Linked DNA regions of Homo sapiens: regions 1, 2, 3 and 4 are each linked to region 5. A link is a loop called in an ENCODE intact Hi-C map of the cell type or tissue named here. Cell type or tissue: endothelial cell of umbilical vein. All regions are shown on one strand. Links, peaks and the distances in the headings refer to the core of each region. The heading gives the core; the rest is flanking DNA. Region 1 has its middle 23 kb from the start of ZBTB43. Region 2 overlaps MVB12B (multivesicular body subunit 12B). Region 3 overlaps LMX1B (LIM homeobox transcription factor 1 beta). Region 4 overlaps LMX1B (LIM homeobox transcription factor 1 beta). Region 5 holds the start of LMX1B (LIM homeobox transcription factor 1 beta).

Evidence for each region. Hi-C counts contacts between places; a loop is a spot of excess contacts. Peaks named below come from ENCODE experiments on the same cell type or tissue, not always from the same donor. Only the 100,000 strongest peaks of a DNase experiment are listed, where the experiment ranks them.
Region 1: a loop joins it to region 5, with 12 times the contacts of the local background. A loop is called at or near these places in 81 of 110 quality-filtered maps.
Region 2: a loop joins it to region 5, with 2.9 times the contacts of the local background. A loop is called at or near these places in 4 of 110 quality-filtered maps.
Region 3: it touches region 5 in a loop (17-fold over the local background); 57 of 110 quality-filtered maps call a loop at or near these places.
Region 4: a loop joins it to region 5, with 2.2 times the contacts of the local background. A loop is called at or near these places in 6 of 110 quality-filtered maps.

The regions. Positions count from the first base shown.
Region 1 is chr9:126,778,905-126,784,686 of GRCh38, reverse strand. No RefSeq gene overlaps it. Among named protein-coding and RNA genes, the nearest start is that of ZBTB43, 23 kb to the left of the region's middle. RefSeq lists an enhancer at 4,965-5,134. In endothelial cell of umbilical vein, for the core only: a CTCF peak has its summit at 2,698 (motif pointing right); a DNase peak (open chromatin) is centred at 2,736.
Region 2 is chr9:126,496,360-126,501,359 of GRCh38, reverse strand. The region is part of intron 9 of MVB12B (multivesicular body subunit 12B); the gene reads right to left. Among named protein-coding and RNA genes, the nearest start is that of NRON, 88 kb to the right of the region's middle. RefSeq lists a silencer at 1,816-2,110. In endothelial cell of umbilical vein, for the core only: CTCF peaks have their summits at 296 (motif pointing left) and 1,974 (motif pointing left); DNase peaks (open chromatin) are centred at 259 and 1,859; H3K4me3 peaks cover 276 bases.
Region 3 is chr9:126,687,414-126,693,157 of GRCh38, reverse strand. LMX1B (LIM homeobox transcription factor 1 beta) reads right to left here. Exons shown (of 8, transcript NM_001174147.2): 3 at 2,090-2,322; 4 at 1-16. Among named protein-coding and RNA genes, the nearest start is that of LMX1B, 76 kb to the right of the region's middle. RefSeq lists an enhancer at 4,395-5,277. In endothelial cell of umbilical vein, for the core only: a CTCF peak has its summit at 2,607 (motif pointing right); no DNase peak of the experiment used is centred there; H3K27me3 peaks cover 219 bases.
Region 4 is chr9:126,658,728-126,664,590 of GRCh38, reverse strand. All of the region lies in intron 2 of LMX1B (LIM homeobox transcription factor 1 beta), which reads right to left. Among named protein-coding and RNA genes, the nearest start is that of LMX1B, 48 kb to the right of the region's middle. RefSeq lists enhancers at 1-379, 380-896, 1,367-1,980. In endothelial cell of umbilical vein, for the core only: CTCF peaks have their summits at 2,529 and 2,729; a DNase peak (open chromatin) is centred at 2,640.
Region 5 is chr9:126,608,328-126,614,018 of GRCh38, reverse strand. It overlaps LMX1B (LIM homeobox transcription factor 1 beta), which reads right to left and starts at 91. Exons shown (of 8, transcript NM_001174147.2): 1 at 1-91. It overlaps LMX1B-DT (LMX1B divergent transcript), which reads left to right and starts at 220. Exons shown (of 2, transcript NR_184148.1): 1 at 220-570; 2 at 5,558-5,691. RefSeq lists enhancers at 195-1,163, 3,107-3,971 and a silencer at 2,316-2,385. In endothelial cell of umbilical vein, for the core only: a CTCF peak has its summit at 2,282 (motif pointing left); a DNase peak (open chromatin) is centred at 2,248; H3K27me3 peaks cover 3,912 bases.

The DNA of each region.
Region 1 (5,782 bases), core at 1-5,000, 170 kb before region 5:
TGTGGAGACTCAATGAGAATGCAAAGAAGCCGTTAGCACAGTGCCCAGTGTCTAAAATGCGTTCTGTAAGCATCAGGAGGGGAGGGGGAAAAGTGGGCCGGGGACGGCGGAGCTGCCACGGTTCCAATAGCTCTCCAGTTCCTGGTTCCAGACCTTCCGGGAGGCCTGCAGGGAATGGGTGTTGCTGCATATGGCGGAGGTGGAGGTCCATTTCATGTTTTCCACATGGGTACTCAATTTCGTCCCAAAATTACTTACTGAAGACTCTCTCTGTCCCCTACTGCTCTGTGGACCACCTCTGTCATGGATTATGTGCCTGTGTGTTTGAGGGTCTGCTTCTGGGTTCTACCTTCCCCTCTATTAGTCTTTGTGTCTGTCCTTGTGCTGAAACCACACTGTTTTAATGACTAGAGCGTTGTGATAAGGATGGCCTGACCCCTCCTACCTGTTGCCCTTGAGAACCTCTCAGCTATTCTTAGCCAGTGTTCTAAAAAAAATGCATGCCAAGTCTCATCACTCCCAGCCTAGTCTCCTCTGATGGCTTATTAAAAGGAACTAATGCTGGGAATTTGGCAAGGCCTTAGGAAGGGCTGGAATAAGGCCCATGTTGCTACTGGGAGCCAGGCAGTATTCTTTCTCCTTGCCTAAGCAGTTTTTTTCTCCCTAACCTGCCCTCACTCTCAAGTCTTTTTTACATAGATTAACCTCTAGCTTGTTTATGTGAGATTCACCATTCACCCAGAATCCCCACAAGAGAAGGGCGGCCAGGAGCTGAATCAGCAAGCAAGACTCCTTCTCCTTTACCAGGACAAGGGTGTGGAAGGGGAAGGTGGCTTCTCAAACATCGATCATTTTCTCTCTGGACACCTGGCTGGGCACAGTGGCTCACACCTATAATCCCAGCACTTTGGGAGGCCGAGGAGGGCAGATCACTTGAGGTCAGGAGTTCCAGACCAGCCTGGCCAACATGGTGAAACCCCATTTCTACTAAAAATTAAAAAAAAAAAAATTAGCAGGCTGTGGTGGTGCACACCTGTAGCTACTCAGGAGGCTGAGGGCAGGAGAATTGCTTGAACCTGGGAGGCGGAGGTTGCAGTGAGCCGAGATCGTGCCACTGTACTCCAGCCTGGGCAACAAGAGCAAGACTCTGTCTCAAAACAAAAAACAAACAAACAAAAAACTGTGCGTCACTGGCCCTGATTCTTTAGTCCCCCTGCATGTGCACCCTTTGCCATGTAACTTCATGGTCTTTCCCACCAAAGGTGGAGAATGCTCCCACCCTTGACTGCTCTTGGCCAGTGAGATGTGGTGGGAGAAGTATGGGCCTCATTTTAGTGAACGTCACCTCCAGGTGTCCAGTTTTGCAGAAATGTGAGCCATGGATACTTCTTGGGCTCTATTTCCAGCTTCAATCTCCACATCCATCCACTATCTCCACTCCTGTCTCCTCTGCCCTAGTTCAGGCTCCCTCCCCCAACCCCATCCTCTCTCACCTGACTACAGCGGCTTCCAAATTGGGCTCCCTGACTCCAGCCTTCCCCCACCCTGCTCCCTACACTGCGATGCTTCACTGTGCAGCCCGAGGGTTATTTTAAAAACACAAATCCCAGCACTTTGGGAGGCCAAGGCGGACGGATCACGAGGTCAGGAGATGGAGACCATCCTGGTTAACACGGTGAAACCCCGTCTCTACTAAAAATACACAAAATTAGCTGGGCGTGGTGGCGGGCGCCTGTAGTCCCAGCTACTCGGGAGGCTGAGGCAGGAGAATGGCGTGAACCCGGAAGGCGGAGCTTGCAGTGAGCCAAGATTGCACCACTGCACTCCAGCCTATGCGACACAGTGAGACTCTGTCTCAAAAAACAAAACGAAACAAACCCCCAAAAAACCACAAATCTGCTCGTGTTCCTCCCTACCTCTCTTCTCTCCATGGTGCCCCATGCTCTAAAGCTATAGGTTCAAATCCAGTAGCCCCGGACCTTCTGCTGCAGTCTTATCTCAGGCCCTCCCCATTCTCACTCCTTTTCCCTCACACTGGCTTGCTTGCTTTCTCCTCTCTCCCTTGTTCTTTCTTTCTTTTTGTTTTGTTTTTTTTGAGATGGAGTCTTGCTCTGTCGCCCAGGCTGGAGTGCAGTGGTGTGATCTTGGCTCACTGCAACCTCCGCCTCCCAGGTTCAAGCAATTCTCCCGCCTCAGCCTCCCGAGTAGGTGGGATTACAGGTGCCTGCCACCACGGCCGGCTAATTTTTGTATTTTTAGTAGAAACAGGATTTCATCATGTTGGCCATGGTGGGGAGTGATCAAGGGAATCCTCTGGCTTTGGGGTTCTCTCACAGCCTGAGTGTTTTCATCTGTCAAATGAGCACGGCAGCAAGATCACAGCACCTGCAGTGATACAACAAATGTCAGTGATGTAGGCCAGTGCTTGGCACACAGTGAATGCAGGTGAGGGGGCCTCCGTGATTCCCAGGCCCCCATGAACCCCAGGCACACCCAGGTTATCATGCTGGGGTAGGTCCCCAGAGATCCGAGTCTGAGTCCTATTTCTCCCTAGACCCCGGGAGAATGACTGAGTGAACAATTAAAAATCTAAACTGTGTTTTTGGAATGTTTCTGGAAGCTCCAGGCCTGATTGTCCTGGAACCCCTCCTCTCTCTCCCTGCTCAGAACTCGAAATTGGTCTCTAGCTGGCCTCCGGGGGAGCGGCAGTTTAGCATACGGCCAGCAGATGGCGCTGAAAGCTAAGGGAAGACGCCCCCTCCCCTGGGGCTCCTCCCGTCCCCTCCCGTCCCCTCCCGTTTGCCAACTCCAGCTCCCAGGCTGCCCTTCCAGCAGGGGCGAGGCGCCCTCGGCCGTCTCCTGGGAACCCAGGCCCATTTTGGAGAAGCAGAAAGAAAGCCCAAAACCCTGCTGGGATTCCTGGTTGGGGCCTTACACCCCGGAGACCTCCCCGACCTCCGCTCCCTGGCCTCCCTCCCAGGAAATCACTTAATAAATAGGGCGCGAGGATCCCAAGTGAGAGGAGGTTTTCCTCGGAAGAGCCACTTCATCTGTGAACAAGGAACTATGAAACATCTAAGAGCAGTCTGTGACCTCCCCGTCCATCCTGTGTAAAATATGAAATAAGAGTTTTAATTACCAAGCTTGGAAGGCAGCCGACGTGTTTAATATTTAATGTCTCCGATGCTTGTGCCCCAGGCGTGCCAGCACTGACAGAATCGGGGTTTCCCTTGGGTTGGCTCTAAATGTGCTTGGAGAAGGGCCAGGCAGCCCCCTTCCCCATCACCTGGGAGCCTCTTGTAGCCCTGCCTGGACCCAGGCTCGCCCTGGTCCTCCCACTCCCTGAGGGACCCCTGCTAAGGGGGCCGGTCTCCCACCCTAAGACCAGGACCTGGAGCTCTATGAAGGCATCTAGTTCTCGACTCAGTCCAGCTCCTGGCAGGAGTGGAAGTCAATGAAGTCAGGCAGCGAGAACAAATAGAGGGGCCAGACCCATAGACCTGTTTTTCTGTTTGTTTGTTTGCTTTTTTTGTTTTTTTTTTTTTTTGAGACGGAGTCTCACCCTGTCACCTAGGCTGGAGTGCAATGGTGCAATTTCGGCTCACTGCAACCTCTGCCTCCCAGGTTCAAATGATTCTCCTGCCTCAGCCTCCTGAGTAGGTGGGATTACAGGCATCCGCCACCACACCTGGCTAATTTTTGTATTTTTAGTAGAGACTAAAAATGGTCAGGCTGGTCTTGAACTCCTGACCTCGTGATTCGCCCGCCTCGGCCTCCCAAAGTGCTGGGATTACAGGTGTGAGCCACCGCGCCCGGGCTTTTGTTTTTTGTTTTTGTTTTGTTTTGTTTTGTTTTGAGATGGAGTCTTGCTCTGTCACCCAGGCTGGAGTGCAGTGGTGCCCTCTTGGCTCACTGCAGCCCTGCCTCCCGGGTTCAAGCACTTCTCCTGCCTCAGCCTCCCGAATAGCTGGGATTACAGGTGAGCACCACCACGCCTGGCTAATCTTTGTATTTTTAGTAGAGATGGGGTTTCACCATGTTGGCCAGGCTGGTCTTGAACTCCTGACCTCAAGTGATCCGCCCACCTCGGCCTCCCGAAGTGCTAGGATTACAGGCATGAGCCACCGTGCCTGGCCCAAACCTGGGTTTGAATTCTGTTTTCCTGCAAGCTATCAGCCTCTCTGGGAATGACTTTTATTATCCATAAGGTGGAGAATGTATCTCCTATGTTATGGGTTGTTAATGGTAATAGATTGCCACTTTCGAGGCTTAGTATGTGCCTGGAGCCCTGCTAAGCTCTTCGCATTTACTGAGTGCTTGTCATTTACAACAGCTCTGCCAGGTGGCTAAGATGAGATTTGAACCCAAGATATTCTGACTCCAGAGCTTATGACTCTGAAAGCCTATATGCAAAAGCACCAGGGATTTGGAGCTTGAAGGGGACAGGGCCACCCAGTCTTAGGCCCTAGTTTGTCATATACTGTGGCCCCTCCTCCTGTCTCATAGACAACCAAGAAGATTGCAAACGGGGGCTCAGGACAGGAGCCCAAACCAAATCAACCACATTCCTGTTTTTTGTTGCACGTTTCGACTTCCTGAAGAGAGGTGGTGAGCAAGCAAACTGCATTTGATTTTTGTTTTTTTTGTGTGTGTGTTTGTTGTTGTTGTTGTTTGGAGACAGGGTCTCACTTTGTCACCCAGGCTGGAGTGCAGTGGCATGCTCTTGGCTCACTGCAGCCTCGACCTCACAGGGCTCAAGCAATCCTCCTGTGTCAGCCCTTCAAGCCAATCAGCTGGGATACAGGTGCGTGCCACTAGGCTCAGCTAAATGTTGTATTTTTTGTAGAGACAGGTTTTGCGATGTTGTCCAGGCTGATGCATTTGCTTTTTGATGAGTTGATTGGCACCTTCAGTGTGAGTGGAGTTTGAGGGGCCATCTTGGGACTAGCCATGCACCTTGGTTTGTCTTAGACCTATGCACCATCCCTTGTCCAGCTGGCTATAGCCAAGTTAGTGCCCGTGTCACCTCCCTAGCAGAGCACAGCACATGGATGTTATGATGGGCCATGAGGAGGTGCATCAGCAGTTGGAGCCACTTGTGTTAAAAGATAACCAAGGCTGGGGCGGTGGCTCACGCCTGTAATCCCAAGCACTTTGGGAGGCTGAGGCAGGTGGATCACGAGGTCAGGAGACCGAGACCATCCTGGCTAACACGGTGAAACTCCATCTCTACTAAAAATACAAAAAATTAGCCGAGCGTGGTGGCACGCGCCTGTAGTCCCAGCTACTTGGGAGGCTGAGACGGAGAATCTCTTGAACCTGGGAGGTGGAGGTTGCAGTGAGCTGAGATTGCGCCAGTGCACTTCAGCCTGGGCAACAGAGTGAGACTCCATCTCAAAAAAAAAAAAAAAAAAAAAAGACAACCGAGGCTGGGCACAGTGAACCACACCTGTAATCCCAGCACTTTGGGAGGCCGAGGCGGGCAGATCACAAGGTCAGGAGATCCAGACCAGCCTGGCCAACAGGGTGAAACCTCCCCCATCTCTACTAAAAAAGTATAAAAATTAGCCAGGCATGGTGGTACATGCCTGTAATCCCCGCTACTCGGGAGGTTGAGGCAGGAGAATTGCTTGAACCCAGGAGGTAGAGGTTGCAGTGAGCTGAGATCGAGCCACTGCACTCCAGTCTGGGCGACAGAGCAAGACTCTGTCTCAAAAATAAATAAATAAATAAAAAGAGAGAGAGGTGTTGAGAAGCTCATTTGATCCTCATCAGATAGGCT
Region 2 (5,000 bases), core at 1-5,000, 110 kb after region 5:
CTCTCCTGCCCTCAGTGAACTCATCTCTCAGGTGGGGTGATGCGCCCATGTCCAGGCCTGCCTGGAGGATGGAATGAGCGATGGTAGATCAGGGCCCGCCGCGCCCTAGCACTGAGCAAGCGATCACTGAGCATCTGGTTGCTCCAGAGAACCCACCATGCAGCGCCAGCTCTCTCACTCCAGCCCTCTCACTTTCCTGCTCGCCAACCACCAGGCACAGGCCGCGGTCAGGAGACTCCGGCTCCGGGAGGCTGAGGAGGGGGAGCTGCGCCAAAGTCTGGGAGGACACTGCCACCTGGTGGCCGCCTGGGCACATGCACGGCAGGGAACAGCGGCAAATTCATTCCCTGGCTGGCTTCATCAGCCCTCACTGACATCCGCCCTGCGCGGGACTCCCAAGGTAGCAGAGGAGGGGGCGGGCATGCCCAGCACAGCCCAGCATGAAGGCCACCTCCGAGGGCACATGCACGGGGCGTGGGGATCACCGGAGAGAGCAAGGAGGGCTTCGCGGGGCAGGGGGCATTCACATCTTGAAAGCAGATTCGGGGCCTGACTGGGGAAGGGCATGGACGGCACCTAGGGCAATAGGTGCCAAGGTGCAGAGGAGAGTGCCACGGGCACACATGCCTGCGGAGACAGCGGGGCTGAGGGCCTACGGCGTGGATAGTTAGGCCATCAGCCCCGGCTCAGGAGAGAACATGCAGCAGGCTTTTCAACTCTGAACGCACACCAGTCCCCGGGGGGTCCCGGTCAAATGCAGATTCTGACTGGGTAGGTCTGGGGCCAGGCCTGAGAATCTGCATTTCAAATAGCTCCCAGGTAACCCCATGCTGCTGGTCTGGGGATCAGTTTAGAGAATTCTACGACCCAATCACTGGAACCTGGGAATGGGTGTGGACATGGATGGGCAGAGAGGGAAGGGCCAGAGACCACACGCTGTGCAGAAAGGAGCTGGGGAAGGACTGGTTGGGGGAGGGGGTGGGACATGGCTTGGAGGTGCTCCACTTTGGATGCTCCAAGGCCATGCCAGGGAGATGCCTGCAAACGCGAAGCATCTCAGATGATAGAGGGAGAAAGCCCAGAGCCAGGTTCCTGCAGGGCAGTGGAGGGGCTGGGGGAGGCGTCCTGGGCCGCGCCCTTCTGCTCCTTCAGTAGGTCTTGCTGTATCTACTGGGCCGGGTTCCTGGGGGTGGCAGGGAGTGCTGAGGGCTGGCCGGCCAGAGAGAGCAGGTTAAGGGCGATTGCAGCCCCAGCCCGAGTGTCCACAGCCAGAGAGCCTAGGCCCGGGCCTAGCGGGAGCTTTCTGGATGGTGAGCGGGGGAGCAGGACGCTTCCACGCCTGTGTGAGCAACTGGCTGATTCGGCAGAGGGGCTGTCGTGGGGACCCTGTGCCGCTGTCCCAGTCTCTGTGGCCAGGAGTGGGGACAGGGTCACGGGGAGGGCATGGCTGGGCCCTCCGGGCTGGGCTGAGCTCCTCTCTCCCGGCCCGCGGGCTGGGGGAGGGCGGAGAAGGCGCCCCTTCCTGCCTGCACCACGCCGGTCCCCGCGAGGGCGCACAGATTGCGCCCCCACCCTCTCTCCCTCGGGATTTTTTCCCTTTTTAGGTTATCTTGGCTGGAGAAAAGCGCCACCCACCCCCGCTTCTTGTTTTCCCTAACTCCCCAAATGAAATTTCAACATATGTCCCGCGACATAATCCCCTCTGGCTGCGGCCGCCTTCCCGCAGACGCGGTCCCTGCCCGCTCCTCCCGCCGTGTTTACCCAGGAGACGGGGCCGCTTCTGGAAGCCCTTTCACTCCCTTGGGCAAACAGCGAGTACCTTTGAAGGTGGATTTGGACCCGGATCTGTTTACTCAAGACATTAGTCTCCTGCATAAGGAAAACCTGCACTTGCGAACAAACAGCAAATCCTTTTTGAATTAAAAAAATTTTCAATTAAAAAGCATTTGGTCCGCACAGCCCGGTCCAGCTGCGCAGCGCCGGGCCTGCGCCCTCTGGTGGGCACAGGCCGCCACTGCAGCAGCTGGGCAGCCCGGGCCTGAGGCCTCTCTCGGGAAAGAGATGTAACTGTCAGGGGTTCTGCCAGGGGTCCTGGAGGCTCTGCCAGGGGTCCCGGGGACCCTGCCACTGATGGAAGCAGGCGTCTCAGGCCACGGTGCGAGAGTCTCAGCTTCTAAAAGCCTTTTCTCATAGTGAGGTCAGTGTCCTGTGATAGAAGGTGCCAACTGCAGCTTCCAGCAGCACCTGGAAAGCACCCAGCTTCGAGGCAAAGAGGGGGCAATAGAACCTACTGGTCTACCCACAACTAGGACGATTCGTGTGCAAGTGCCTTGAAAGTGAAGAGAATTAGCCCTGGTTATGCATCAGAACCAAAGGCTTTAACCACAGTGATGCATGGCCCCCACCTGTGGTTGGCAGGAGTGGTCCTGGTTTAACCGGCACGGGGACACCAGCATTTTTTGAAAACACTCAGGTGATTTCAGTATTAATTGCACTAATCACCAGAGGGGAAGGCAAGTGCACTGCCCCTCCAGCCTCCTCCCTCCTTCCCACACCAGGTCTCATACTAAACACTCTAGAGGGCTCCAGACGAGAAAAGGCAGTAAGGGGCTGTTCCCAGCACCCGAGCTTTGCAGAGAAGGAAAGTGAAGCCCAAGAAAGGATCTGACTTCCTGAGGTCCCAGAGTGAGCTGGGCAATGCTGGACGAGGCCTGGGCCCAGAGAGGCGCAGGGGGCAGGCGCTGGGCTGGCTGGGAAACCTGCATTAGGGCAGGCATTGGCACCTACCTCTCCTGGGGTGCAACTCCAGCATGGGGGCCAGACCGACAGACATGAACTAGTGAGCTCACGGGTGAATCACGATAGGGCCAGGAATGGTGTAGTCCAGAGGGCAGGGGCTGGGCCAGGTGAGGACAGGTGGGAGGGAACCAAAGGGGCCAAGGCTGGGGCCAACGAGAAGAGTCTGGTGCAGGGGTGGACAGACACTGATGGGTGGGCTTGGGCAGGCGGATGGGCCTGGCCCTAGCACAGGCAGGGAGAGGTGGGGGAGATTCTGTACAGCAGCCCCACCTGTCTGCTTCTCCAAGCCCCCCCGGCTCAGCACTCCAGTCATCCCCCTCCATCTCAGGCACTCCCACGGCCTCGGCTATGATACAGGCTCTTCCTGTTTCTAAAATCCTAAAGCCTCAGCTTCCTCACATGAGGGGCTCCACGTCCTCATCTGTTTCCTGAAGATGAGGAATGCAGCCCTGGCTTCTGAAACGCTGCGGGAGGAGAGAGGCAGGGCCCAGCACAGTGCCCACGTCATATGGCGAGGCCTGAAGCGCTGCAGTCCCGGGAGAGGCCTTCAGGGCCCCACGGCCCCATCCTGCAGGCCTCTTCTGCGAGACGAGGGTGGGCCGCCCGCTGCTTTCTGAGCCATATTCCAGGGCCCCTCCCCAGGCAGTACTTCAGTGGGTGTGGGCGTTTTGACAAGGACCCCAGGTGACTCTGAGCAACTGTTCGGTTTGGAAACCCTGCACGTCTTCTTCCAGCAGCTGCAGGGCCAGCTGAAGTCCTTGCTTCCTACTTGGGCCATGGTTCTAGAGACATTGGAGAGGCTGCATACCCAGCGGGAAGCCCCAGCTCCAGAAAGCGTGAGAAAGTGCTTCACTAGGAGGAAGGCTGTTCACGAGCAGGTGGGCCTTGGGGGTAGGGAGAAGCCAGGATGCTCACCTCATGCCCCGGAGATGAGGTGGATTCCTTGTTCAATGCTCTCTTTGAAAGCGAGGCCCTGTAGCTGGGCCTGGAGCTCAGGGCTGTGACCCCTGTGGTCAGGAGTGGGGAGCCGAGTAGTCTGGCAGGACAGAACCTCCTTGCCACTACTGGGGAGTGAGCCGAGGTCCCATGAGGCTGCACCACCTGACCAAGGCCTCGGGGTCAGGGCACAGCTGGGAGAGGCCTTCAATGACCACACTGCGGGGCGTGGGCAGAGGGGTGGGTGAGGGCTCCCGCAGACCCTTTAGGAAGCTACTTCTGTTTTCCTAACAGCCCGCCCAGATGGTTCATGAGCTCTAACCTGGGAGCTGCAACCCAGGAGCAGGGAACCCCAGATCCAGCTGGGGGGTCTCACCCTAAACCAGGGGGTGCAATAAGGGCCCCGCTGGTTCCATGTGGTTCTAGGGCCCCCCACTTCCAGCCAGTTCAGCCCCTGCTCCCTGGAGCTAAGAGCTCCAGAAGCAGAAGCCTGTGTGTCTGGGCACTGCTGTGTCCTCACTGCCCAGCACAGCACCCAGCCCGGGTCACTGAATAAATGCATGGCCATCTGCCAGTCCAGTCTCTTCCTCTCTACTAGTCCGCATCCCAGTCATTCTGTCAATCCTCATCGGTACCCAGCCCCTCCTGTCTCCTCCAAGCCTGGGTCTCCCACTGGGTGATGACAACGCTGAGAGTCTGTCTCTGAGGGACACCCTGCCCTAGGCTGCCTGTCCCCTGGGGGACAGGGGCCTGGAGAGCGCCCTCACCTTCAGGGCACCCTATCTCACAAAACACCTTCCACCCAGGATCTGGCCTGTGTCCAGGAGCAGGGCAAGTGATTCCCAGCTCCCCACCCTGATGCAGAGCCCTGAGCCCCACATCCTGGGGAGAGGTCTTTCCCCTGCATGGTTCTCTCTCCTCTCCCAGCCAGTTCTGTCAGGAACACTCCTCCTCCCTCAAGTGGCAAAGTCCTACGTGTCCTTAAGGACCACTAAAGGGGCACTTGCTCTGGGAAGCGTGTTCCTTCCCCGGGGAGAACGGACCACAACAACACTTTCTATACCCTCCTCATGCTCAGGGCAGCTGTGGAGCCTCAGCTGTAGCTCCAGAGCCCAGTAGAGATCACAGCCTAGAATGAATGCAGGAATGAGTGAACAGTGGGTGGGTAGCGGTGGGTGGGTGGGGGAGTGGGTGAGTAGATGAATGGGTGGGTGAGTGAGTGGGTGGGTATGGGTGGATAGGTAGTGGCTGAGTGGATGGGCAGG
Region 3 (5,744 bases), core at 1-5,000, 79 kb before region 5:
TCATCCTCGCTCTTCACTGTGGGGGACACAACCCGGCCTGTGATGAAGGGGCGGGGGCAGCCCAGGCCTCAGCCTTGTCCCCTTCGGCAACCTGCTGCCCGATGGGAGCCTGTCCCCTCTGTTGACACCTGCCGTGGCTCCCCAGTGGCCCAGGATAAGATCTCCTTCCCTCCCGTGGCCCACAGGCCCTACCTCATCTGGGCCCTGGTCTCCTGCCTGCTGTACCCTGCGAGTCCCTTCCCCGGCACACACGCCTCACTCCCTCATCCTGGGCCGCAGGGCACACCTGCACAGGAACTCACACAGGTGCGCCTCGGACAACCACAGCACAGGCATGCACACACGTACATGTGGCTGCACACACTTTCAGGAAGGCAGGCCCACTCGGGGAACAGGCAGACAGGTGCACGCACGGTTGTGCACATGGCTGTGTGGACATACACGAAAGTGTGCAAGCAAAGACACACACCACAGATATTCACACAAGAGTGCTTCTGACCACAGCGTATGCACGCACACACTCGTAAGATGCACACTCACCTGCTGCCACATACACGTGGGCTCACAAAGGCCCTCACGCGTGCAACTCACAGGCGTATTCACACACATGGGCCCATGCTCACGGGCAGGAACGTACAGGCATGCATGCATCTGGACAGACACACACAGCGTGCGGAAGCATGTGCATTCTCCCAGTGCTACAGCCACACCCACCATGCACACATGGCACTTCCCCGCCCCAGGTTTGGGTCTCAGAAATGCCAGCAGCCCCAGATGGATGGCCAAGCCTCCCCAGCCACCACTGGGCCTCCCGCTGCCCCCCAGGCTGGTCTCCTTTCTTCAATCCTGTTCTTGGAGTATGAGGCGGGTGATCTCCTCCCACTGAGACCCCCTCTGCTGGGGCTGGCCAGCCTCTGCTCTTCCTCAGGAGTCCAGGCAGCTGGAAGCCATGGAGCTGGCTGCAGCAGTGCCCTGCCCAGGGATGGGTAGGGACAGATGGTGGTGGGCTCACTGCCTCCACGCAGGCCCTGGCCATGGAAAACCCTTCCCATGTGGCAGATCCTGTTGCCGGAGGGCTCCAGGTTACCCATGGGGCCTGGCAGACCGGGACACCTCCTCTCCATGCCTCCTGCTCCAGTCCTTCCCCACTGTTCCCAGGAAGAACAAGGACCAAAGCCACCTCCTGGGCTTTCCCTCCTTAAGGCTCACTCCTGGCTGGGCTTGCCCTGTCTGCCAGGAGGCCTTCAAATTGGCCTCGTCCTTTTGGGGGCTAGAGCAGAGGAGGGAGGGTCCTTCACCCTGGGAAATGGGGTCTTTCCCTCCAGCACAGAGGGCCCAGCCCCCTCCCTTCGGCTGGGAAACAGAGGCTGGCTCGAGGCTGTTTGCTTCTCACTGCTGAAGGCTCCAGGGGGCTGAGAAGGGGAAGGCACATCATCTCCCTGCCTCTCAGGCATCCCCAGCCTGTGGACTGGGTGCTGGTGAAGACCCCTGTGGAGCTGGGCTGCGGGTTGGTGGGGGGCCATCAAGGCAGAGAGGGTAAGGGGGGTGGGCCAGAGAACAAGAGGTGTGTGTGTGCACACAAGCACAATCCACAGTACATGTGAGCATGTGGACAAACATATATGTGCAGCCATGTGGACCGGTGTTTAGTGCACAAGTGTGCTGTGTCATGTGTGTATGTGTATGTATGCTTAAGTGTGTACACTTGTGTGTGTGGACCTGGGTGTGGCTTTTGAATTCCCGGGTATGTGAACACATATCTCCACATACATGTACATGTATCCATACTCAGGGTAGGGGTATTCCTGCATGCATTTTATGTGCTTGTGTGCACACATGTGATCACACATATGTTTATATGTATGGATGCGTAGGTCTCAGGGGTAGTGTGCCTGGGGGGATGCATGTTCGTATCATGTGCACACAGGTGGACACGTCAGTGCGCGTGTGCATCTGGATATGCATGTACCATCTGTGTGCAGCTCAGGTCCTGGAAGCAGGAGGTGGCTTCTCCAGCCGGGACTCCCCTCCAGGACACCCCAGCAACCCCCGTCCCTGAGGCCTGCCCCCAGCTCAGGCCAGGCCTCACCGGAGTCGGACTCGTCGGGGCTCACGGAGCTGAGCAGGTCCTTCTCCTTCTCGTAGTCACCCTTGCACAGCAGCTGGCCCTCCTTGAGCACGAATTCGTCGCCCTTGCGTAGCTGCCGTTCACACACGCAGCAGCAGAAGCAGCCCAGGTGGTACACGCACTCCAGCGCCCGCATCACGAACTCGGTGGGGGCGATCTTCTCCATGCAGCCGCTGCACTTGGCCGCGAAGAGCCTGCGGATGCACAAAGCGGGCGTGTTGGCGGTGCTCAGAAGTCCCTCCCAGAGGCCACTCCTGCCGAGGGCCTCTCCCTCTTGCCACCCTGACCCTCAGGCCCAGGTGGGAGGGAGAGGCCCTCCTTGGGCACCAGGTCAGACAGCAGAAGGGCCCTGCAGCCCTATTCTTCTGCCTACAGGCCCCCAGTGGCCCTGGGGTGGGTGCTGGCATCCTGCCTAGAGTCACCTGTCCCGGGCGTGGCAGCTCAGGGCCCTTCCAGCTCAGAGACACGGTGGCCACAAGAGGGCAGTGTGGAGGGTCCACTCAAACTTTCCTTGGGGGCCAGGTCAGCCCCTGGCTGGAAAGGATCCTTTCTACCTCAGCTCCCTGGTCTGCCTCTCCTCTGATCCTCCCTCACCAACACATCCAAGCAATTCCCAGCCCTGCCCAACCCACTGCCCAGCCTGGGCCCCTCCTCTCCTGCCCGAGCAACTGCCTGGTCCCCTCTCTGGGCTCCTGGCCCCTTCAATCCTTCAAACCCCAGCCCACACAGGAACCGTCACACACACAGGAGCCAGGGGGATCTTTCTAAAATACAAATCGGATCAAGCTGCTTCCCTGCTCCAGACTCTTCCATGGCTCCCTAGTGCCCTTAGGAGACCATCCGAGCTCCTGAGGCTGGCACTCAAGGCCCTTCATGATCCCGCCTCTTCCCTTTCTACCCTCTGCTTCCCCAGGCTGCAGCCCCAAAGAACAGCCTGCAGTTTCTCCAGAGCACTATCATGGCAGCCATCTTTCGACCCATCTTTCTCTGTCCTTTGGCTTGGCTAACACCTTCCCATCCCTCCGTCTCAGCTTACGCATCTCCATCACGAACAGATATTCACTGAGCACGTATAGAGTGCCAGCCCTGCTCTAAGCATCTTATATGCAGAGACGCATTTAATCCTTGCAACAACCCTGCAAGAAAAGAATGAACATTAACCCCATTTTAGAGATGAGGAAATTGAGGTGCTAAGAGGCAGAGTTGCTTGCTCAGGGTCGCATGGGTAGTAAATGCTGGAGGCAACTCCCAGGCTGGGCCTAATCCAGCTTCCACATGACAACGTGATTCCATCTCCCATCTCCCATCATCTCTGCAGACAAACGAGGGCCGGGAGAGGTGGTCTCCGGGCCCTGGTCAGCACTAGCAGGAGGGCTGGGCAGCACGGCCCCTCCTCTGCTGTGTCTGCTGACCGCTCCTCCCGACACTCCCCCACCCTGTCACGTGTCCTGCTCTGTGGGAACTCAGCTCAACAACACTTTGATGGAAAAATTTATGAAGAATCAAATTATTGCTGCTGGGAGGGAATTAAAACCATTTTTCATTCCCGGCGTCCCCGGGCCATGTCTGCGGGCGCCACCTTGGGAGCGCTGTGCACATCCCATCCCTCTTTATGGCCCACCATCACGGGCACAGATTACAGCTGCAATTCTCTACTAATCGGTTCTGGAACAGAAATGGCCATAAATGGGAGGCACTCGCCTGCCTCCCTTCCTGGAGCTGCCGTCAGAACCGCCCACGGCGAGCTGGTGGGGCGAAGTGGGCAGGGCCACTTGGAGCTCTGCATGCTGCCTGGGCACTGGCCAGAGCACTCAGCAGGGGGCACCCCCAGCAACCCCTGCCACCCACCTCTATTCTACCCAGCAGGCTCCTACTCATCCTGCAATGCCCAACTCCAATGCCACCTCCTCTGGGAAGCCTTCTCTGATGCCCCAGTCTGGGGGAGGTAGCCTCCTCTATGCTCCCCTCAGCGTCCCCCACCTCAGTTTACTCCTGTAAAATGGAGATGTCAAGCCCTTCCTGAAGGCTGTTGTCAGGATTCGAGGATGCTGAGCATGTAACTCAGTACACGGGTATCACAGCAGAATGACAATGCATGTCCCTGTTGGTGCCCAACTCTACCACCTCTACCAGGGTTCCATGAGACAGGACCTGGCCCCATCTGATCCTCAAGGGGGCCTCCGTGAGTGTTTACAGAGTAGGTGAGTAAAGGCCTGGGGTGAGCTGAGGCTGAGGCCAGGCTCTGCTCTGGGCATGCTGGACCCCACCAGCCTGCAGGGCATGGCTCTGCAAGGGGAATGTGGGCTGGATTTTGGCTCTAATTTGGCCCTCTGGCTGAATCCCCTTGTTCAGGGCACAACCTACCCAACTGTCAGTGACAGCTTTAGGCAGAGGCCCTAGGAATCTGGCTGGCTGTCCAGCTCTCCCGAGGGGCTGAGGAAGGAGCCTGGGTTTGTAGAACCCGGTGCTCTGACATGGAGGGTGGTCCTCCCCCAACCCCTACTGCCCCTCTGTCCCCTCCCCACACTCCACCTGACCTAGTGGCCACACTAAGGTCTGCAGCCTGACCTCTGCGGCCTCTGAGTGGACAGACACTGGCCGTGTCGCTGCTAGCGTGGGAGCGCCACGGTCCCAGGGTCCCAGGCCAGGGTCAGCACACCTTGGGTGACTCCCGGAGAGGAAACCTTCTTAGGCTGGGGAAGGGGCAGCAGGGCGGGTGACCTGCATTTGCAGTCAAAGCCACAGTGCTGGCTGTGCTCAGAACAGCCGCGCTAATGCCTTGGCAGCAGGGGGTCGATTGCTACTTTCTCCAAACTCATCAACACAATCTATTATTAATACTTCTCCAAAGGCTCAGTGCCGCCATTACAGAGGCAGCGCCAGCCACTCAGGGTATCATCTGTTATCTAGATTGCAAAAACTCAGGAAATAAAACAAACTGCGCGCACTTTATAAACAGAATGCGCCATCCGTTTGGTCTCCAAGCATCTCTCCACCCAATAAAACATCGGGGGGGATGCATGAAATACTCACTCCCAATTATGGGGCTGCCTTTGTCTACTGTGCTGGGGTGAGAGCGACTAATGGCGTGTATGGGAGGGGTTGGGGATACCAGCGGGGTTCCCTCTTCTCTGTGAGCCCCCATTCCCCCTCTCTTCGTGCCTCCCACCACGGAGGACTATGGAGCCAGCCACTGAGAAGAAGGCCCAGCCACAGACAGGTGGCATTGGAATCACATGGACTTGAGTTCCATGCCTTGTCCCACCACTTGCTAGCTGGTGACCGGGCAAGTAATTTTTCTTCTCGAGCCTCAGCTCACTTATCTATACAATGGGCTGGACAACACTGCCTGCATCTCAGCATGAAGATGTAGCGAGTTGTCAGTGTAAAGCAGCAGGTGTGGCGGGCACAACCTCCATAACTTCCTTGCTGTGCAGCTTTAGGCAAGGCATTTGACCTCTCTGAACCTCAAATTCTTCATCTATAAAATGGGAATGATCAGGCCAGCGCGGTGGCTCACGCCTGTGATCCCAGCACTTTGGGAGGCTGAGGCGGGCGGATCACTTAAGGTTAGGAGTTCAAAACCAGCCTGGCCAACATGGTGAAACCCCGTCTC
Region 4 (5,863 bases), core at 815-5,814, 50 kb before region 5:
TTGTGCATTTATTAAGTACCTAGTACGGGCCATGCGCTATCTCTGTGACATGTTCCCATTCTACAGACAAGGGAAGTGAGACTCCCAGCAGGGAAGGGACTTGGAGGTGACACCTCTTGGCTCCTTGCCCACAGGGCCCCTTGGCCTGGTTCAAGGGGAAGGGGTATAACTGCCTCCCCCCCATCCCTGGGGCTGTCTGTTTGGGTGGGGGATTGGGCTGGGCTGCGCTGCGGGGGTAACTTGGGGGGCCTGGTCCTGTGACTTGGTCTCCAAGTTATGCAGGCGAAACAAACAAGGTTCCTCTGTGCAGGGCTGGGGGATTTGTGCTCACCACCATGGAAACGACACAGAGCGTTGGGGGAGGGGAGTATGGCGCGGCTCCCCTTTACAGATGTGAGACCCCCCCGACAGCCTCAGACCTGGGGCCAGCTGTGGGTGGCCTGGAGGTGGCTGGAGGCAGACGAGGGCTGGCTGGACAGGCATCCTCCACCTGGTATCCCCTGGGCTGGGGTTGGGAGACAAGAGCCTGGCACAGGACTCAGACTTGGGCTCCGTGGGTGCAGCTGGCGTGGGAGGGCAGAGGAGCCCTGGCAGTCAAGATGTGCCAAAAATACCAGGCAGAGATAAGAGCAGCAACTTCTACCCACCTGGCTAAAAATAGCCCCATACTGGGAGGCAGAGAGGCCCCCGGGATTCCCCAAAGACAGCCTGGCCTGCTGCCCCGCCCCATGGGTGGCCTGGTCTGGGATGAGCCCATTTCCCAAGCAGGGCAACCAAGGCCAAGGAGAGGGCAAGGGCCAAGCACATCGTCTTGGGAAAAGCATTCTCAAGTACCGTGTGTTGACTATGTGCCAGACACTGCCTGGCAAGCGATCCACAAGCTTGGTATCAACCAAAACAAATTGAAATGGTGATAACAATGGAGGCAGGCATTAATGTTTACTGCATAGTCATTAGGCGCCAGGCACTACTCCAAACATCGTATGTGTTTATCTCATTTTAGAGACAAGGGTTACTATTATCCGCATTTTATAAATGAGAAAACTGAGGCTCAAAGAGGTCAAATTCCTTGCCAAGGTCACACAACTGTGGAAGTGGCAGAGCTGGGATTTGAACCCAAGTCCCTCTGCTCTCAAAATTCTTTTTTTTTTCTTTTTTTTTTTTTTTGAGAAAGAGTCTTGCCTTGTCGCCTAGGTTGGAGTGCAGTGGTGTGTTCTCGGCTCACTGCAACCTCTGCCTCCCGGGTTAAGTGATTCTCCTGCCTCAGCCTCCTGAGTAGCTGGGACTACAGGCATGCATCATGCCTGGCTAATTCTTTGTATTTTTAGTAGAGATGGGGTTTCACCATGTTGGTCAGGCTGGTCTCGAACTCCTGACCTCAAGTGATCCGCCCGCCTCAACCTCCCAAAGTGCTGTGATTACAGGTGTGAGCCACTGCACCAGCCTCAAAATTCTTAAGCCTTAGGTTGTTCAGCTGAGGTCAACAAGGCTCAGAGAGGGACATTCGCTTGCCCTGGGTTGCACAGCAATAGAGCCAGGACTGGAACCCAGAGTTTTCTGACTCCCAGGTCCAAGCTCCTCTCCAGATCCCAAGTGAGCCACCACTGCCAACGCCACCCTCCTTGCCAGCAGTGTGTTTGGATTGTGTTTGTCTGTCTTCCTGACGGGTAGTCCTGCCTCTGCCCCAGTCTCCTCTGTCTGTCAGGTCCCATTTGAGCTGAGGGCACCAGGCTCCCTATATGTCCCCGGTGGCACAGCCCCACCTGGAGGAAGCTTAGGCCAGAGCCTGGGGCTGCCCTGTCTAGACACTTCTTGAATCCCGGCAGCGGTGGCCGCTCTCGTGGGCCTGGCCTGGCTGAGCCCAGCAACAATGGGCCCTCTGTGCCCAGCTTGGGGCCTGCTCCAACAGGCCGCCCACCGGCTCCCAGCCCAGCCCACACTTCCACCCATACCTCTCTGGGCCCCTGTGCCCACCCTGGGAGCAGGCCTCCTTCCTCCCGAGGGCAGGGCGTGGGAGCCTCCCATGGCTAGACCAGGGAACTGGTTCTGCAGAATTCTCAGGGCTGCTCTCCCAGACTGGGCTGGGAGCCAGGAGGTCTCCAGGGGCAGGAACCAGTCCCTGCCACTACCCTCAAGCAAACAGATCCTGGTCCCACTTTACAGCCGAGGAAATTGAGGCTCAAAGGGAATTCCCTGACAAGGATCACTGGGAACTATACACAGATGAATGTCTCCTGAGAAGGTATAGTAATGATAATCATTATTATTATTAAACCACCAGGTACTGAGCAGTCACTTGCCCCAGGCTCATGCTAAGCACCACACAGGGGCCACTACTCTTAATCAGCACAGCCTCCCAGTACAAGGCACCATATTAACCCCATTTGTACAGACGAGAAACCTGAAGCCCAGAGAGGTAAAGACACTTGCATAAGGACACACAGCGGGCAAACAGCAAAGCAGGGACTGGTAGCAGCAGCCCTGTGTCTGTCTGACTCCAGCTTTCTTTATTCTGCAGGGCGCTGCGTGGGGGAGGGGTGCAGGGGGCTCGGCTGCCCCGCAGGTGTCCCATGCCTAGTGGGCCTAGCATGGGAGAAAGGCCCCTTCCTGCTGCAGTTCCGCCTCCACAATCCCTGCATTGTTGATTCATTAGGTAATTTCCCTGGAAGCACCAGCTGTTCAGAGGGTAGGGAGATGACTGATTGAGGCGGCTGAGGGCTGCAGGGGCCACTGGGCCAGGGGGCGCTGCAGGCCTGGCCAGGTGTCCCCCTCCCCTCTGCAGCGGCCACACCTTGCAGGAAACCCTCAGGGCTCCAAGGATAGAGAGGGGCAGGCCAAGCCCCTCCCACTGGGGCCTGGCATTCTCAGGTGCCTGCTCAACTCGGGCCCCGCAGCCACACTGCAGGCTGGCAGGTGGGGAGGGGTGGGCGGGGCCCCACAGGGCTCCACAGAGCCCCAGGCTCCTGGTGGCCCAGCTGAGCTGGGGCAGTTGGGGCAGGAGGGAGGGGCCTCCCTTGTCTGGGGTTCCTCTGAAAGCCGCCTCTCCATGGCCTCCGGGGCTGGCCCATTAAACCTGCTCCTGCTGCCCCACAAACAGACAGCGACCATGTGCTTCGGCTCAGCCTCTGTGCCCCCTACAGTGGCCCTCCACCCACCATACCCAGAGCAGCTGCCCCATCCTGGCTGCCTAGTCTGTCCAACTGCTCAGAAACCCACTCTGGCCCCGACAGACAGAGTTCCTGGAGAGAAGCCAACAGGGCCTTGAAGGGGGCCAGGCATGAGGCGTCCACGCTGGCCTGAGAGGTCGCCCTGCGTGGGGCGTCCACGCTGGCCTGGGAGGTCGCCCTGCGTGGGGCGTCCACGCTGGCCTGAGAGGTCGCCCTGCGTGGGGTGTCCACATTAGCTTGAGGGGTCGCCCTGTGTCAGGGCATCCACACTGGCCTCAGAGGTTGTCCTGTGTATGGGCGTGTCTACTACGGTTAGAGGCTGCCTTGTGTGAGGCTGTCCCATGTGGGATGTTTTCCAAATTTCCATTCTTCTTCCCCTGGCTACCTCTTACCCATCCCAGATCCCAGCTCTAAGTTTAGACGTTGCTTTTGTAGGGACATCCTCTGTGGGGTCCCTTGACTGGTTGAGCACTCCTGTTCTGACTCTCCAGCAGCTGCCTGTGGGTCCCCTATCATGGCGTCTCCCAAAATGCCCTGTCACTGCCTGTTTCATCATTTGTGTTGAGTCCAACCCAAGAACCACAGTAGGCATTGACTTCAACTGGCTTGGTTGGAGCTGCCGCCACAGCCACACTACGGGCTCAGGGAATACTGTTGTTAGGTGAAAGAAGGGGCAGATAAATAGTAGAGTTCAGTGGAGATCACCCCAAGGGTTCACATCAGCCTTTGCAATCCCCCTCACATGGATTCCAAGCTCTTCTATGGGTTTACCATGTTCTAGGCTTTGATACAAGCCTTTCACAATGTTAACTCAGTTAACTCTCACAGTGACCAGTGGAGGTGGCTACTGCTACTAACTCCAGTTTACAGATGAGAAAACTGGGGCACAAAGAGGGTAAGTGTCTTGTCCAAAGTCTCACAGTAGTCGAGCTGGGGTTTGACCCCAGGCCACCTGGCTGCAGCATCCACATTCATTGCTATACTATTTACACTGCCCTTAGAAGTCACTTCTTGGGCAGCTCCAAGCAGTTGTACACGGACCACAGAAAGCTTACATTGCCTTGGCCACACCAGGACAAACTATAAGGCCAGCGTAGACACACACATAGGACAACCTCTGAAGCCAGTGTAGACACCCCCACACAGGACAATCTCTAAGGCTAGGGTAGACACCCCCACACAGAACAATCTCTAAGGCCAGTGTAGACACCCCCACACAGGACAACCTCTGAAGCCAGTGTAGATACCCCCACACAGGACAATCTCTAAGGCCAGTGTAGACATCCCCACACAGGACAATCTCTAAGGGCAGTGTAGACACCCCCACACAGGACAACCTCTGAAGCCAGTGTAGACACCCCCACGCAGGACAACCTCTGAAGCCAGTGTAGACACCCCCACACAGGACAATTTCCAAGGCCAGTGTAGACACACACAGGACAACCTTTGAAGCCAGTGTAGACACCCCCACACAGGACAATCTCTAAGGCTAGTGTAGACAAACACACAGGACAATCTCTAAGACCAGTGTAGGCACCCCAGATAGGACAATCTCTAAGGCCAGTGCAGACACTCCCACACAGGACAATCTCCAAGGCCTGTGTAGACACACATACAAGATAATCTCTGAAGCCAGTGTAGACATTCCCACATAGGACAATCTCTAAGGCTAGTGTAGACAAACACACAGGACAATCTCTAAGGCCAGTGTAGGCACCCCCAGATAGAATAATCTCTAAGGCCAGTGTAGACATCCCCACACAGGACAATCTCTAAGGCTAGTATAGACACACACACAGGACAATCTCTAAGGCCAGTATAGACACACATACAGGACAATCTCTAAGGCCGGTATAGGCACCCCCACACAGGACCACCTCTGAAGCTAAGCCAGCATCATCAGAGCCAGCAGAGCCCCTGGCCTGAGAATGTGTGGAGAGGCTGGATGGGCCATGCCCGCCCTGCTGGGATGAGGAGGGATGGGGGCCTACAGGGCCGACCTAGCCCTGGCCCAGCTGGAGCACAGGACAGCCTCCTGGGGACAGCGTGAAATTGCCATTCTCCACTAAGGAGCCGCTGCTGGAGGGCGCCTTCCCAGCCCAGCTGGGAGAGGGTCAGCAGTGCCCCTGGACACGTTCTGCCCAGGCCTGGGACCCTCCTCACCACCTGCCCAGCACTGGTGGCCAGGACAAGAACCAGACAGGCTTGGGGCATGAGTTGCCTGAAGCTGTCACTCTCTATGGGGGAAGGGGGCCCATTCAGGCCTGTGACAGGGCCCTTCTGGGGCTAGACAAAAGGCCCTGGCTCCCAGCAACAGACAGTAAGAAGTGTGCCTGTGAGTGCGTCTGAGCGTCTGCATGCCTCTCTGTGCGTGCATGAAGGAGAGGATACCTCGGCAGACCCCAGCCCCAGAACACCCGCCTCTCAGCCCCCTGAAGGGTCCCTCCCACCCTGTATCCCAGCCTTGGATCAGGCCTGCCCCATCCTATGTGGGGCTTCTGGGTGCCTCTTGCCTCCAGTATGGACTTCTCATGTCCCCAGGAAGTCCTCCTTCTCTCCACAGCAAACCAGGCCTGATACAGGCAAGGGGGCTTTCTGAATTTGAACCCCCGGTCTCTCCTGCTGCAATGAATGCAAATGACTTTCCCAGGTTTTGGCTTGATAATTTGATTATTTGTTCGGCATTTATCTTAAGC
Region 5 (5,691 bases), core at 1-5,000:
GCGCAGCGGGCCGCGGGGCTCCGGGCGCGCTCCCCGCGCTACTCCAGTGCCATGGTGCGCCCGCTGAGCCGCCGGGTTTAGAGCTGGGGCTGGCGGCGGAGGGATACGGGCCGCCTCACCTCCCGAAACTTCCTGACATTTGAACCCCGCGGCCGGTATCCCTGCGCCGGGATGCGCCGCCGGCTCCACGTCAAATAGTGCCGTCCCGCCCCCCCGCGCGCCCCGGGGCTCCGCGCCCCTGGCCCGCGCCCCGCGCCGCGCCTGGCCCCGAGCTCAGGCCCCGGCTCCCCGGCCCGGCCGCCCCGCGGGCCCCTCGCAGAAGTTTTGATCGTCTTCGAAACAAATCCCTCTGCTCCACCCCCTTGAAAAATTGATTTGGGAGTTGGGGAGCGAAGGCTTTCTTTTTTCTCCTCTGCCTTCTTTATTATTAATATTTTGTAAAGCTCCAGCGCTACGAGGAGTGGCCCCGAGCGAGGCCAGACTGCGCGGACGGCAGGGAGCGCGGCGGCTCCGCCAGGGGACGGCGCCGGCCGGGAGTGGCCGCTTGGGAACCCCCGACTGTCGGCCGAGGTAGGTCGCGGGGGCTGAGTCGGAGTCCCCCGGGCGGCGGCGCCTGCTCGGGGCCGCTTGGTCCGCGGAGAGGGCCGGCTCCCAGGAACGAAGGACGGGGGCGGGCAGAAGGCGAGGACGGCTGGCCCTGGACTCGTGCAAGGGGGGCCCAGGCCCAGGAACGGGGAGTGAGCCTGGAGTGTGGGTGAGGGGTCTGGGAAAGCTCCGGGCCTGGCAGAGATTGGGCGGGGGACTGAGCCGATGGGAGGTTGGGGCCCCGGGATCGAGAATGGGGGACACTGGGACGACAAGGAAGGTCAGGCCTGGGTTCAGGCGACCGAGAGTTTAGAGGACAACTAAGGCTGGAAAAGGGGTCCCCGGGCAGGGGCAGGAGCAGTGGGCAAGACCCGGGCCTCCTAGGGTTTGCAGTGAGGGGCGCTAGGAGGGAGTGGTGGCCCCAGGGTAGCGGCTCTGAAGAAATTAGGTTGGCTGCCAAGATCGGGGTCCTTTGGCGGGTCGGGTGCCCGGCCAGGGGTCGCTGGGACGCGCGGATCAAGGACAGTGCTCTAGCCAGCCTGGGCAAAGTGGACCTCGGCAACGGGACGCGAAAGCTGGCGAGATGGAGCTGCCGACTTCCGCGCCAGCCGGGCCTGGCACCCGCGTCCGGTGCGAGAGGCCACAGCGTCGGACCGGCTGTCTGCGGCCCGTGGTCCCCACCGACGCGCGGCTCACCGGGGAGCAGGGGGGCGGTTGCGGCCCGGGGTAGCGGCGGGCTGACCCCCCGCGATCCGCTGCGGGGCGGCCCCGGCCCCTCCCGGAGCGAGGCAGCGGCGCGGAGCCGGGCGGGGGCGGAGGGCATGGGGGGCGGGTCCCCTGACCTCGCTGGAGGCGAAAGGGCGGATCGGATTTGGAACCTGCGGGAGGCTTGGTCAGAAGTGGCCCCCTGCGCCGCGGGGCCCCGCGGAGGGGCCCGGCTTTGTGGAGGATTAGAGGCTCCCGCCCTACCCTACCTGCGTGTGTGTCGGTGGGTATCTGTGTGTGTCTGTGCGTGTCGGGCCCCCGCCTCTGCGGCTCTTGCCTCCGTGTGCTCCTTGGCTCTGCACACACGGTATGTGTGTCCCTGCAACCTTCCAGACTCCCAGGGGTGAATCTGTGGATCTGTGTCTGAGTCCCCTGCACCCGTGTGTATGTGAATGTGTGGGTCCTTCGTGCCTGTGTCTGGGGTGTGTGTCCGCATCATTTCATGCGGGGGCCTAAGTCTTTGTGCGTGTCTCAGCCTCTGTGTTGTGTCTGCGATCCTTTTCTGTATGGGTGTCTCTGTCAGCTTTGCGTATCTGTGCTTATCTCCGGGGTTCTGAATGCTTCTGTGTGCTCGCGTGTCTCCTAGCGTGTGTGTGTGTGTGTGTGTTTGTGTGTGGTGGGGGGCTTTGTGCCTTCGTGTATTTCTAGGCGCCTTTGTGTGGCTAGGTCGGGGAGAGTGGACAGTCAATGTGGAGTTTCTCTCCCACATCTCGGTCCCCTCTTTGCTTGACCTGGAAACCCCAGGCCTGGACCCGCGAAGTTGGGCTGGGCCTGAGCCGCCTTCTCCGGGCATCTGGGGCGGGGGCGCGGCTGCTGCAGGGAGAAGCCGGGCGGGCAAGGCTTCGGCGCACAGAGCCAGAGTCCCGAGGCGCGGAGCGCGGCTCGGGGCCGGCGGGCGGACCAGGCACTTTCTGCCCTCTGCTGGTCGCGGTCCATCCCTGCAACCGGGGCTGGGCGACTGCCTGCAGGCGAGAGTCCTCGTTCCAGGCCCAGACCCTCTCCCTCTCCTTCAGGGTGCACATGGTAATACTCTCTCGTCACAGGCCCTGCACCCCCAACTCCTGGCGCAAGGCTCCATCCCCTCCCCACCTTCCCTGTGCCTGGCCTCTCCTACCCTACAGCTCTCCTTTCCCCCTCCTTGGCTGAATGAGGGCCCCTGCGATCCAGTCTCCCAGGCTTCTCTAACTCGGGTTGGCGTCCAGTGCCGATCTGGGGCCGCTGGCTGTGCCCAGAGGCGCATTCCCCGGACCACTCGAAGGCCTGGTCTCAAGGCAGGAGGACTTGTGGGAAGTACCCCCTCCGTGCCGCGTCTGGTCTGTCCGGGTGCGCATGCATTCTCAGCGCCTCTTCCGCGCTCCTGCCAGTCATATCCCACGCCACCAAGGCGGATATAGGGTGGTCTGCCGCCATGCGGCCCGCGCCCAGATAGGGGCGCTGGCTCGGTGGACGCCAGAGCCTGGCTGCCTTCTCTGGTCTGGGGTGGGGCTGCTGAGTCCACACCCCTTGGGCCCCTCTGCATGCCTTCCCCGCTGTCCATTCATTCCCCCTACACACACACACACACACACACACACACACACACACACACACACACACACACACACACACACCCTCCCTATAGGCCCCGTTCCTTGCCCTTTGTCCTCACTCCTCGTGTCCCGTGCTCCCAGCTGAGTTGGCCGGTCTCGGGTCCTTCGCACGCAGACGCGCAGGGGTCCCAGATCTCTCCAGCACAATCGGGGCTCCCGCGCCTCTCCACCGCTTCCCTTGCCGAAGAAGCGAAGAAGCGGCCGACTGGACGGCACAGCAGGGGCCGAGGCCCAGAGCCGGCTCCTGCCCGCAGGCGGCGAACGGCACCTTGCTCCGCCAGGCCCCTGCGGGTGTGATCCGTGACCCGCAGATTCTCCCGGGCGCCTCTGGCCCATGACGCGGGGGCTGCTCGCTCCACGCAGGCGGCTTCGGGATGCTCTCCCGCTCAGATTTCAGCGGCAGAAACAGCCTCGGATTCTCTCTACCTGGGGGAAAGACTGAGTCGGGGGCTCGGAATCACTGGAAGAAGCGAGAATGGAAAGGGAGGCTCTGGAGCGGGGGTCCCGGCTCCTTCCAGTCTGCGGACGCCCCAGCTCCATTGAGCCCCGCCCTAGTCCCCCCGCTCCTCTTCTTAGGGCCTTGCACCCTCTCCTCTGCGCTACCCGCCTCCCTCGAGCACGGCTCTATGAGCTGCCCTCCCCCACCCCACCCAGCCCTGTCCATCCCGCTCCGGGCTGTCTGGATTGTTTTGTGCTTCTGACCAGAGCCAGAGCCACACTGCCCCCTCCCAGTTTACCATTCCAGCTGGAGGCACGGATCTGGGGCAGCGCAGGGTGCAGTCCTGGCCGGGTTCGGAGGAGTGGGAAGGCAAGGACCAGGAGCTGCGAGTGTCTCTATTCCACTCTGCCCGGAGAACCAGGGCTGCAGAGAGCCTGGGCCGTCCCACGCTGTCCCGGCGCCATCAGCCCTGCCAAGCCTCAGATCCTTGACAGGCGGCCAGATTGGGGGGACCAGAGCCGCCCAAGCAGTGGGCCAGGTTGGGGGCTGATATTCCTGGGAGGTGGCCCCGGGTCTAGGGTCCTGGGAGAACCACACTGACTCCGGAAGTGGAGCGGGAACACCCAGAGACTGAGTGCTGGAAACTTTCCAGCCAGCAGTGACCATGTTATGCTTTTTGGACCCCAGCGGGGCTGGACCCCAGGGCACATGGGCCAAAGGGTCAGGCCCTTCTCAGCTAGAGATGGCCGTGTGTGATCGTCACAGAGTAACACAGCCACCTTGCCGCAGAGCGGTGCAAATGTCTGTGGTCTTGCTGTGCCGGTGGGAGACCTCACAGCGACCTTGAACCCAGGTGGAGGCCCACACACAGGAGTAAAGTGATGGCGCCCAGCTGGGGTCCTTTGAATCAGGGCTGGGAACTGGTTCTCTCTCCCATTGGGGTTTTCCAGCCTGATGGGAGAGGGGCTGCAGGGAGACAGGATTTGTGGCAGAATTTGCTGGTGAGGCAGAGCTGGGGCTCTGAGGCTGCATGCAAGTGTGTGTGTCTGTGTGCAGTGGGGAGACAGCCAGCCCCAGCAAAGCCCCTAAGTCCTTCCTGTAGCTTCCCCTTCAGTGGGTAGGGGCTCTGGCCACAGACCCATGACTTTCCAGCACAAGGTCTGGGTCTTTAGTCATGGGATTCCTCCACATTGGGTCAGGAGACGGTGCTCCCTTAGAGCCCAGGCTGCTGTCAGCTCTCGGGACTGGAGCTCTGAGGGAGACGGTGCCCTGGCGGGGTGGCCCAGTGCTGAGGTCTCGCAGTGGCTAGGAGTGGTCAAGAGCAGATCTTGGGGAGCCACCCAGATCTGGTTCAGGATCTGGCCATGGGACCTCAGGAAGGTCCTGCCCTACTCTCTGCACCTCAGCTTCCTCATTTGTCCCACAGGGTTGTCGAGAGGCTGAAACATAAGTGCTCACCACAACACCCAGCACCTACCAGGCCTCTATACATATTTGGTAAATAATTGGATGGACACTTTGGGAGGGTGAGGCTGGTGGATCACGAGGTCAGGAGTTCAAGACCAACCTGGCCAACATGGTGAAACCCCATCTTTACTAAAAATACAAAAATTAGCTGGGCATGGTGGCACGTGTCTGTAATCCTAGCTATTTGGGAAGCTGAGGCAGGAGAACCACTTGAATCCGGGAGGTGGAGGTTGCAGTGAACCGAAATTGCACCACTGCACTCCAGCCTGGGTGACAGAGCAAGACTCCATCTCAAGTAGTCATAATAATTGGATGGAAGAGGGGCCATGCTACCAAGACTTGGGGAGAACACAGCTCCCTGCTTCTCCTTCAACCAGGGCTTGAGGGCAAACAGACCCCCTGGGCTCACCTGCGTACCTTCCTCCAGGGCAGGCGAAGCTTAGCTCCAGGAAGGTGTGAGCTGGGCGCAGGAGACCTCCAGGCAGTGCCTAGAGGCCCGGCACAGCCTTTGCCACTGGCCCTGCTCTAGAGCCTGGGCCTGCAAGTAGCTGCTCAGAGCTGGACCCTGGCGGGGACACAGAATTAGGGGCGTTAGCCCATTACATCAAAAGCAACCACGTGGGATTCTCAAGATGTCACATATTTTAAAATTTATTTTCTTCAAGAATCTTTGGCTTTCTTGCCAAATGGATGGGCTGGATTATTTCTGCAGCCTGTCTGGAACCGGGAGCTTCCCCAGCTGAGGACCACAGTGAGAGCAGAGAAGACCCAGGATCGTATTTGAAACCATAAAAGCCACATGAAGACACTAAGAATAACTTGCAGAAAGACATTTTCTATGAATTG